Regions from separate parts of the Homo sapiens genome. Here region 1 is linked to region 2. Evidence: read pairs that join two places in POLR2A ChIA-PET (ENCODE). Cell type or tissue: GM12878. All regions are shown on one strand. Region 1 overlaps IGF2R (insulin like growth factor 2 receptor). Region 2 has its middle 12 kb from the start of MAS1.

Region 1 (5,000 bases), 110 kb after region 2:
CCATTCTTCATTTTAAAGCTGTGACTAAGAACTCTGAGATATTGGTGCCTTCGCCTCAAGTGCTGCTGATGGGTTTGAATGGCATTGAGGTTGCCAGGCCTGGAGGAGGGCTGCCTTGTGCTGAGTGGTTAAATCACCCCCCTGAAAAAAGTCAGTGTTTCAAGTATTTTAATAGGCTCCTCCTTTCCTACTCCCATAACCACTTACATTTGATAAATCTTGACAAAACAAGTATGAAATCCAAGTAGAGAAAATAATATAATTGAATAGAGCAACACTTTTCTTTCTAGCAACCCTGATTTCCAGATTATCAGGACAATATCCCTCATTTTATTCTTTTTTAAATCTTGATTCTGCTCCCCAAGCAAACACACTCTTTACCTTATTTAGATATCCCCTTTGCAAGAATGGTGGATTTCTTTTAAGAAAAGCATAGCAGGCCGGGCGCGGTGGCTCACGCCTGTAATCCCAGCACTTTGGGAAGCTGAGGCAGGCGGATCACGAGATCAGGAGATTAAGACCATCCTGGCTAACATGGTGAAACCCTATCTCTACTAAAAATACAAAACATTAGCTGGGTGTGGTGGTGGGTGCCTGTAGTGCCAGCTACGGGAGGCTGAGGCAGGAGAATGGCGTGAACCCGGGAGGTGGAGCTTGCAATGAGCGGAGATTGCGCCACTGCACTCCAGCCTGGGCGACAGAGTGAGACTCCGTCTCAAAAAAAAAAAAAAAAAAAAAAAAGAAAAGCATAGCATTTTAGGTACGTGTGGATCTCTTTAGCGTTGATTCCTACCAGTTAACTCATTTTAAATGACACCCTCATGCACCAATATCATATACTTAGGATTGTGAAATAGTTTAATGATGCCACTGCCGCTACTTGAAGTTTGTCTCTGTTATCCTGGAGAAACTAGTCATGGCTCCTGAATAAGAGATTAGCATTTTTCCTGAGTAGTAGCCAAGTCTTTGTTTACTTGTTTATCTTGTATCCTGCAACCTGGAATATACACTCCGAGAGGGCAGGGCGTCTTTGTTTTGTTCATTGCTGTACTCTCCTGTGCCTCCCGCAGTAAGTACTTAAGAAATACTTGTGAAACACATGAATAAAGGTTAACGAAGGGCAAAGGAAACAAGCCTTTATTGATGATTTTTCTCTGTGCCCAGTAATACTTGGGTTATTTTCTCATGTCCTTGAGTCATCTTGACTCTAGGAGACACCTCTTAACATGTTCCTGCTGAAAAAGCTGAGCTGAGGAGTCATACCCCGAGGGTATCACCCTAAGATTGGGCACCTGAGTACCCCAGCCTGCTCTTCAGGTCTGTAGCTGCTTAGTGGCTATCAGACCTTCCAAGTCTCCATGCTTTTGAAGGCCTATGTGTGCGGTTTGGTTTCTTGGCAGGGGGGTTTGATGGGTTCCCAGACCTAGGAGTTCTTGGCGCCTCGTCTTCCAGTGACCCCACCAGGGCTGCTCTTTCTCCTCCATTGCTGAAACTAGTTCAGGGTTGGGGAGGAGGGCACGTGGGGGGGCCTGGTGGTTGGTTTTGTGCTGAGTCATTGCCTTGGTGCACTGTGGAAGGAAGCTCTGGGAGGTGGACGGCTCCTTCTGTGAGGGAGTGCTTCTGTCGTCAAGGGAGTACTGCATAGGGTGAATAACACAGTTATGTAGATATATATGGTGGTCTTACCCCCAGGGCCTCCACAACTCCTGGATGGGCCTAGCCTAAGCAATTCTGATTTAACTTATTGCCCCTCCTTTTAGCAATACTGTTGAGTTAAATAACAGTTTTTGCATTGAAAATAAAAAAATTTTATTTTTGTAGAGATGGGATCTTGGTATGTTGCCCAGGCTGGCCTGAAACTGCTGGCTTCAAGTGATCCTCTGGCCTTCGCCTCCCAAAGTGCTGGGATACAGGCACGAGCCACTGGCCAGGTCTTTATTTTTTGCATTTTGCAAGGACATTTTAAGTCACTTTCTTCCTTTTCTGTTTTTACTCCTGCTGAGGAGATGATCCCCATTTTACAAAATGGACAAAACATTCTCCCCAGGGAAGGGAAGAGTAGACATTTGAGAATAATTGTTTTCACAGAACCGGGAAACCACCTATTTTGTCCCAAGTATACTGATTGATGCATTAGCAATAACTCACTATCTGCTTTGCCAGAGGTTTGAACAATGAGTGTTAATGCTTGGTGTAGTGAATTTTGTGTGATTTCGAATCTGATAGCTGACTCATTGCACAGCTCTGTCTTGCGAGTTCAGATCTGAACTGTAGCTCTAAGAGGTAAAAGCAGAAGTGGAGCTGCCTTTCATGCCATAGCTAGTTTTTTAATAAAATAGAGTTAAAAAATCCTTTGGCTTTTCAGCATTTTGGTGTGATTGGAAAGGCTATTACTATCTTATATTCAGCATGAGTCTTGAGCAATTACTGATTAATATGATTTGGCTGTGTCTCCACCCAAATCTCAGCTTGTAGTTCCCATAATCCCCATGTGTTGTGGGAGGGACCTGGTGGGAGGCAATTGAATCATGGGGGCGGTTACCCTTATGCTGTTCTCGTGGTCATGAGTGAGTTCTCACGAGATCTGATGGTTTTATAAGGGGCTTTTTCCCCTTTTGCTCCGCACTTCTCCTTGCTGAAAAAGAATGTGTTTGCTTCCCCTTCTGTCACGATTGTAAGTTTCTTGAGGCCTCCCTAGCCATGCTTAACTATGAGTCAATTAAACCTCTTTCCTTTATAAATTACCCAGTCTTGAGTATGTCTTTATTAGCAGTGTGAGAACAGACTAATACACTGATCTGAGTTGATATTCTTAAATTAATGGTAAGATATTTCTTTTTTTTTTTTCTTTGGAGACAGAGTCTCGCACTGTTGACCGAGCTGGAGTGCAGTGGCACGATCTCGGCTCACTGCAACCTCCGTCTCCCAGGTTGAAGCAGTTCTCCTGCCTCACCCTCCTAGGTAGCTGTAATTATAGGCGTGTGCCACCACGCCCAGCTAATTTTTGTATTTTTAGTAGAGATGGGGTTTCATTATGTTGGCCAGGCTGGTCTTGAACGCCTGACCTCGTGATCCACCCACCTCGGCCTCCCAAAGTGCTGGGATTACAGACGTGAGCCACCATGCCCAGCCAGATACTTCTATTTTGATAATCTTTGAGTCCTGAGGTAGCTTCAGAATGGATTGAACCACAGACAGATGGTGTTAGTAGTTTCTGCCCTGGCTTCTTTGCAACTTAACATACTTGACTTTTTAGTGTTTTTGGCTAAGGAAAGTGTATTTTCTAGTTTGTGGCAGTTTTAAGCAAATGTGGCTTGAATAAAACTAGAGAGAAGTTTAATTTTTGATAAATCAGTGACATTGACAAGTTGTTTTTCTTCCTTTCCAGTTATACATGGGAAGCTGTTGATACCAAAAATAATGTACTTTATAAAATCAACATCTGTGGAAGTGTGGATATTGTCCAGTGCGGGCCATCAAGTGCTGTTTGTATGCACGACTTGAAGACACGCACTTATCATTCAGTGGGTAAGTAGAACTACCTGAAATTACTGGATTGGCAATATGATTCCCCAATTTTGCAAAAATGACTGTGTATAGCTATACGTATATAGCGATACAAAAATTTTGAATGTTTAGAAATCATAAGTGTTTATAATACATAATACACATTTGTTAGTAGTTAAAAATGCTAACGGTTTGAATGTCTAGTATGAGCTAAAACTAGGTTGGTTCTGTCTAGTGGATACTATACAGACAGCTGTTATGAAGAATTATGTAGATGTGTATTTGATATTGAAAGCTGTCTCCTAGATGGCTCTCCCTTCTCACCCACACTTTTCTTAAACCCTGTTTTTACATTCTCCCCCAGCCCACATTTCCTTTTAGTGCTCCCCCGACTCCCATTCCTTTGTACCTTCCAGCTTTGGCTGTAGTTCCCAGACAGTGTTTCTGCTGTCAAAGATGGTCACTGGAGTTAGGCTTACATTAAAGGTTAAATAAATAGTCCTGAGGATTGGCAGTCTCAGAGAAAGAGGTGCAGCCCCTTCTTTCCTAGGGTTCGTTTCATTCCCCAAATGTATGCCTTTTGGGTCAGGATCGCTATCCTTCTGTGAAGAATATGAATCCAAGTGGATTAATATATCAGCACCAGGTTACATAGAGTGGAGTCAGGGCAGATGCCTGAAGGAAGGGAGGCAGGGCAGACAGAAAAGCAGAATGCATTGCCCTTGGATTTGGCAACATGGATGTCCGTGGTGACCTTTCACTAAGGCAGTTAGAATAATGAGGTTTGACCACAATGGATGCTCGTGACATAGAGATGGTATATGACTAGGGACTGTCTGATAACTAGAAGAAGATGCTAGGTGGGCTTTTGGATTTGGGAGAGAAGCTTACTGTGGTAGCTCTGTCATTTTCTTTTGTGTTTTAAACATTTTAATATTTTTATAGATTTGGCAGTTCAAGTGCAGTTTGTTACATGGATATATTGCATAGTTGTAAATCTGGGTTTTTAATACCCGTCACCCGAATAGTGTACATTATACCCAGTAGATAATTTCTAATTCCTCACCCCCCAACCTTTCTGAGTCTCCAGTGTCTGTTATTCCACTGTCCGTGTCCATGTGTACCTATTATTTAGTTTCTACTTATAAGTGAGAACATGTGGTATTTGGTGTTCTCTTTCTGAGTTATTTTACTTAGGATAATGTGCTATTGTTCAATTCATGTTGCTGCAAAACATGTGATTTCATTCTTTTTTATGGCCAACATGTGGAATTTGTCCATAGAAAAGAATGAAATCACACACACACACACACACACACACACACACAAACACACACCACATTTTTTGTTATCCAGTCATCCATTGATGGACACTTAGGTTTATTCCATATCTTTGCAATTATGGATAGTGCTGTGATAAACATATGAGTGCAGGTGTCTTTCTGATGATTTTTTTCCTTCAAGTATATATTCAGTAGTGGGATTGCTGGATG
Region 2 (5,000 bases):
TATATTGCATAATGGTGAGGTTTAGGCTTGTAGTATACCTATCACCCAATCAGTGAACATTGTACCCAATAGGTAATTTTTCAACGCTCACCCCCTCCCACCCTCCATTGATATACTGATTACACGTTTTTGATCTAGCAAAGCTATCCACTAAAAACACTTAGAGACTAATAATGTTATACCTAAGTTTTCCACTCTCTTACTCTTTTCTGGACTTTTTTTATGGATATAAAATGTGTATACAGAAATATTAACAGACTTTAAGGGTACAGGTCAATGACTGCTGATATAAGTAGATACCTGTATAACCACCACCTTACTCAAAATAACAGGAGCAGACATTTTTAAAAGGATGACAACAGAGAACTGTTTCTTTTCTTTCTTTGCAAATCATTTCTTCCCCCAGTCACCATCCCTCAACATACATGAGAGATTTTTGAATAATGTTGGAATGCTTCTGGTTGCCTTGGACACATGCCAGCAGTGGGCTGGTTTGGGGTCTGGGAGGGTACTGGTGGTCAGGGAGACCACTCGGGGCTCACAGGACACCCACTATTGCCTGGGGCTCATTCCCCAGAGCTGCCTAAGCACGGTCTCAAGAACATGTTCCAATGCCATCCCAGTGTGCAGCAGGCCAACACAATTCAGCTTTGTAAGGCACCTGTTACAGGTTGAACTGTGTCCCCTAAAAAGATACGCTGAAGTCCCAACCTCCAGTACCACAGAATGTGGCTTTATTTGGAAGTTGTTGCAGGTGCAATTAGTTAAGATGAGGTCATACTGGAGTAGAATGAACTCATATTGAATGAATCCAGTGTGACCGATGTCCTTATAAGAAGATGGTCATGTGATGACAATGACATGACCACAAAGGCAGAGACTGTGCAAGCCAAAGAGTGCCAAGGATGGACAGCCAGCCACCCCAGAAACTGGGAAGAAGCAAGGAAGGGCTCCACCTAGTCTCAGAAGGACCAACGTTCTGGTGACACCTGGATTTAGGATTTCCAGCCTCCAGAACAATGAGAGCATACATTTCTGCTGTTTAAACCACCCAGGGCGTGGGGCCCTTTTGCCACAGCCCTAGGTGATCTGGTAGAGCAACGTACTGCACAGCGAGCACCACACAACTACAATGTCTCACCCTCCATTTTCTCCATCCCATGCCACCAAGGTGACTTTATTGAGTCCTATTCTTTAGTTTGTATTATGAGAACAACTGACTGACTTATTGAAGATATAGATAGAATTTCAAATTACATATCCTATGGGCCACACTGGTATGTCCCACGATAGCTGTAGAACCAACAATGCAATTATGGCTAAGATTTATCCACACTTACTAGGAGTCCTTCTTGCATCATCCCATTTAATTATCCCAACAGCCTTTATTAGGTGGATACGTCATTGTCCCCATTTTACAGACAAAGAAGCTGAGGCTTTGCAAAGGGAAGTAACTTGCTCAAGGTCAACAGCGGAGAAGTGGATTGCTGTTTGGACACACAGTGCCACGTGTGGTGTTAGGTGGGCTGATCTCCCCCCAGCTCCACCAAGAATCACTGTGCAAGTGTGGATGAGCCTCCTTCACAGCAACTCAAGGTGTGAAGGTCCTGTCGGAGGTGGACATGGGGAACGTACAACCTTGCTGCATCTTGGGGTATAACAAGAATGAGCAAGTCCATTTCCTGAGTGTGGTGTTTAAAGCCCCACCTCCTGGTAAAGGCAGTCAGTCGGTCCTTCTGGCTCCAAGGCTCCTTGTTGTGCCAATGAAGAGAGAACCTCAAGGTTGGCCTCTGGTAAAGCAGCTGCCAGGGAGGGCCCACCTCCCCCGGGAAGCAGAGAGTGTGCTGGCATGGTATCCTGTCGGGACTGCACGCCCAGGGCAGAAGCACACAGCGTTGCAGGGTTTATGCCTGTGGAATCGCTTGGGAAAGGTCTCCAATCTTAGAACTATCCTATTCTAGAGCTTTCTAGAATATTCAGCTCAGCTTATGCCTTTTACAATCCCAGGGCATCAGAACTATTTAAGGGATTTGCATGTAACTTGGATGAATTGTGCTATGAATCTGGGTTAGTGTGGCTTCACCTATGTCAACAAGTCTGTGCCCTCTGACTCTGACCTCTCCCCAGGGATTCCGGGGATTCCCTGATGGCGAAGATATACTTCCATGGGGCCACTCATTTTTTGCCCTGTGCATAGGAGTCTTCTGCTTTTCCCATTATCCCCATTATCCACTCCTTTCCTGTCAGCACTTAGGAACCCAACCCTCACCTCCACTTCACTATGGAAGAGAGGCCAGGTATTAGTCTGTTCTCACACCACTATAAAGAAATGTCTGGGCTGTGCGCGGTAGCTCACGCCTGTAAACTCAGCATTTTGGGAGGCCAAGGTGGGTGGATCACGAGGTCAGGAGATCAAGACCATCCTGGCTAACACGGTGAAACCTTGTCTCTACTAAAAATACAAAAAATTAGCCAGGTGTGGTGGTGGGCGCCTGTAGTCCCAGCTACTTGGGAGGCTGAGGCAGGAGAATGGCGTGAACCCAGGAGGCGGAGCTTGTAGTGAGCTGAGATCGCGCCACTGCGCTCCAGCCTGGGCAACAGAGCGAGAATCCGTCTCAAAAAAAAAAAAAAAAAAAAAAAAAGAAATGTCTGAGAATGGGTAATTTGCAAGAAAAGAGGTTTAATTGGCTCATGGTTCTGCAGGCTGTACAGGAAGCATGGCAGCATCAGCTTCCGGGGAGGCCTCAGGAAACTTACAGTCATGGCAGAAGGCAAATGGGGAGCAGGTGTCTCACATGGCCAGAGCAGGAGGAAGAGAGTGGTGGGGAAGGTACTACACATGTTTAGACAATGGGATCTCACAAGAACTCACTGTTTTTTTATTATTATTATTATTATTATTATTATTATTATTATACTTTAAGTTTTAGGGTACATGTGCACAACGTGTAGGCTTGTTACATATGTATACATGTGCCATGTTGGTGTGCTGCACCCATTAACTCATCATTTAGCATTAGGTATATCTCCTACTGCTATCCCTCCCCCCTCCCCCCACCCCACAACAGTCCCCGGTGTGTGATGAAGAACTCACTGTTGTGATGACAGAACCAAGGGGGATGGTGTTAAACCATGAGAAACCGCCCCTGTGAGCTAATCGCCTCCCACCGGGCCCCACTTCCAACATTGGGGATTACAATTAGCCAGGAGATTAGGGCGGGGACATGGATCCAGACCACATCAGGCCATATAAGGGCTGGTGTCTTCTGGCTCAGAGTTCGTGGCCTGAAGTGGCTTCTAGATGCCCACAATCAACCGTTAATGTTCCTTATCAGCAGAGCACGGTGGAGAACACAGAAAATCCCTTAGTCTCATTTTGGCCAATCGTACAGGCTGCTTCTCTAGCACATTCTCATAAGAACGCGAGTATGATGAGCTTGCCCCATGCTGGTCCTCTTGTGTTCCCTTTCTGTGGCGGTAGGTCTGTGGAAATGAAGAAAGAGAAGCATGGGAGGAACAGGTCTTCTGTGCGGAGACCACACACTGTGTGGGTGAGCCTGAGCCGTGGGAAGGTGACTGTATTTTCCTCTTTCCCCTGAGCAATGCTTAAAGTTGGGACAAAATTAAGAAGGTCTATTTTATTTATTTTGCTGTATTGTGTGGGCTGGACACATTTTTGTTTTAGTCTACTATAATTTTTTTTAAATTTTAGAAACAGCATCTCTCTCTGTCACCCAGGCTGGAGTGCAGTGGTAGAATCGTGGCTCACTGCAACCTTGACCTCCTGGGCTTAAGTGATCCTCCCACCTCAGCCTCTTGAGTCCCTGGGAGAACAAGCATAAGTCCCCGTACGTGGCGCCTGTAATTTTTATTATTAAACATTGGGTATTTGAATAGCTCTTAAGTAGCTAACAGTTGCCAGAAATCATTAAGCTGTGATTTTCCTCATTGCAGATGCCGAGTGCACCTCATTAGAGCAATGTATGGGCACTGACTTACCAATAATGAGCCCAGCAGATGGTGTGGAATGTGGGTGATGTGCAGGCTGTTTTCAGATACATGAAGCAAGGCTAGTTGGATACATTTTTACCTTTGTAATCTGCCACCAAAATCATTTAGTAAGTACATTTTATGATGCACAGAATACCGTGATAAGGTATCCTGGCTTTACAAAAACAAGTTAGCAAGTCCTTACTCTCTCAAATATGACAAGCAGTAATGACAAAGATGTCCCAAGCATCCTCTAAACGTATGTAAGTTATTAGTATTCTACCATGCTATATTCAGGAAAAGGTTTGCTAAATGCTAGTTATGATCAACAGAGACAGATTGCTTCAGCAAAATGTCAGCGAAGGGCTCTAGTCAATTTACTCAGTTACAGATGTTTGTTAAATCACTTAGCCGTGGCAGGCATGGTGGCTCACCGTGTAATCCCACCACTTTGGGAGATTGAGGTAGGAAGATTGCTTGAGACCAGCCTGGGCAACATAGTGAGACCCCGTCTCTATAAAAAAAATATATACATACATACATATATATATATATATATATGTACATATTAGCCAGGCATGGTGGCATGCTTGTCGTCCCAGCTACTCAGGAGGCTGAGGTGGGAGGATCACCTGAGCCCAGGAAATCGAGGCTTTGGTGAGCCGTGTTCATGCCACTGCACTCCAGCATAGGCGACAGAGTTAGACCCTGTCTCCAAACAACAACAACAACAACAACAACAACAACAACACAGAACAGTGTTCAGCCCCTACTGTGTTCTCAGGCACACAAGGAAGGATTGATGTCGTTCATTTCCCATATGACTTACATACAGTCTAACTGAAGGAACTAGACTAACATTCAAGAAATAATGATAACCAGCATTTAAAATTGTGGTAACGATTCTAAACATAATTGATTTATTCAACTTACTGTTAGGCTCAGCCAATACTAGATGAGTTAGGCATGACTCTTGCCTCAAAGAGCTATTTTTAATCAGGTAAACAGAC

Evidence for each region. ChIA-PET counts read pairs that join two places held together with the same protein. Peaks named below come from ENCODE experiments on the same cell type or tissue, not always from the same donor. Only the 100,000 strongest peaks of a DNase experiment are listed, where the experiment ranks them.
Region 1: POLR2A ChIA-PET joins it to region 2 with 12 read pairs; 4 of 35 experiments call an interaction of 5 or more read pairs at or near these places.

The regions. Positions count from the first base shown.
Region 1 is chr6:159,987,796-159,992,795 of GRCh38, forward strand. IGF2R (insulin like growth factor 2 receptor) reads left to right here. Exons shown (of 48, transcript NM_000876.4): 2 at 3,389-3,528. Among named protein-coding and RNA genes, the nearest start is that of AIRN, 17 kb to the right of the region's middle. RefSeq lists an enhancer at 1-275. In GM12878, no CTCF peak of the experiment used is centred here; a DNase peak (open chromatin) is centred at 2,204; H3K27ac peaks cover 1,836 bases.
Region 2 is chr6:159,876,800-159,881,799 of GRCh38, forward strand. No RefSeq gene overlaps it. Among named protein-coding and RNA genes, the nearest start is that of MAS1, 12 kb to the right of the region's middle. In GM12878, no CTCF peak of the experiment used is centred here; no DNase peak of the experiment used is centred here.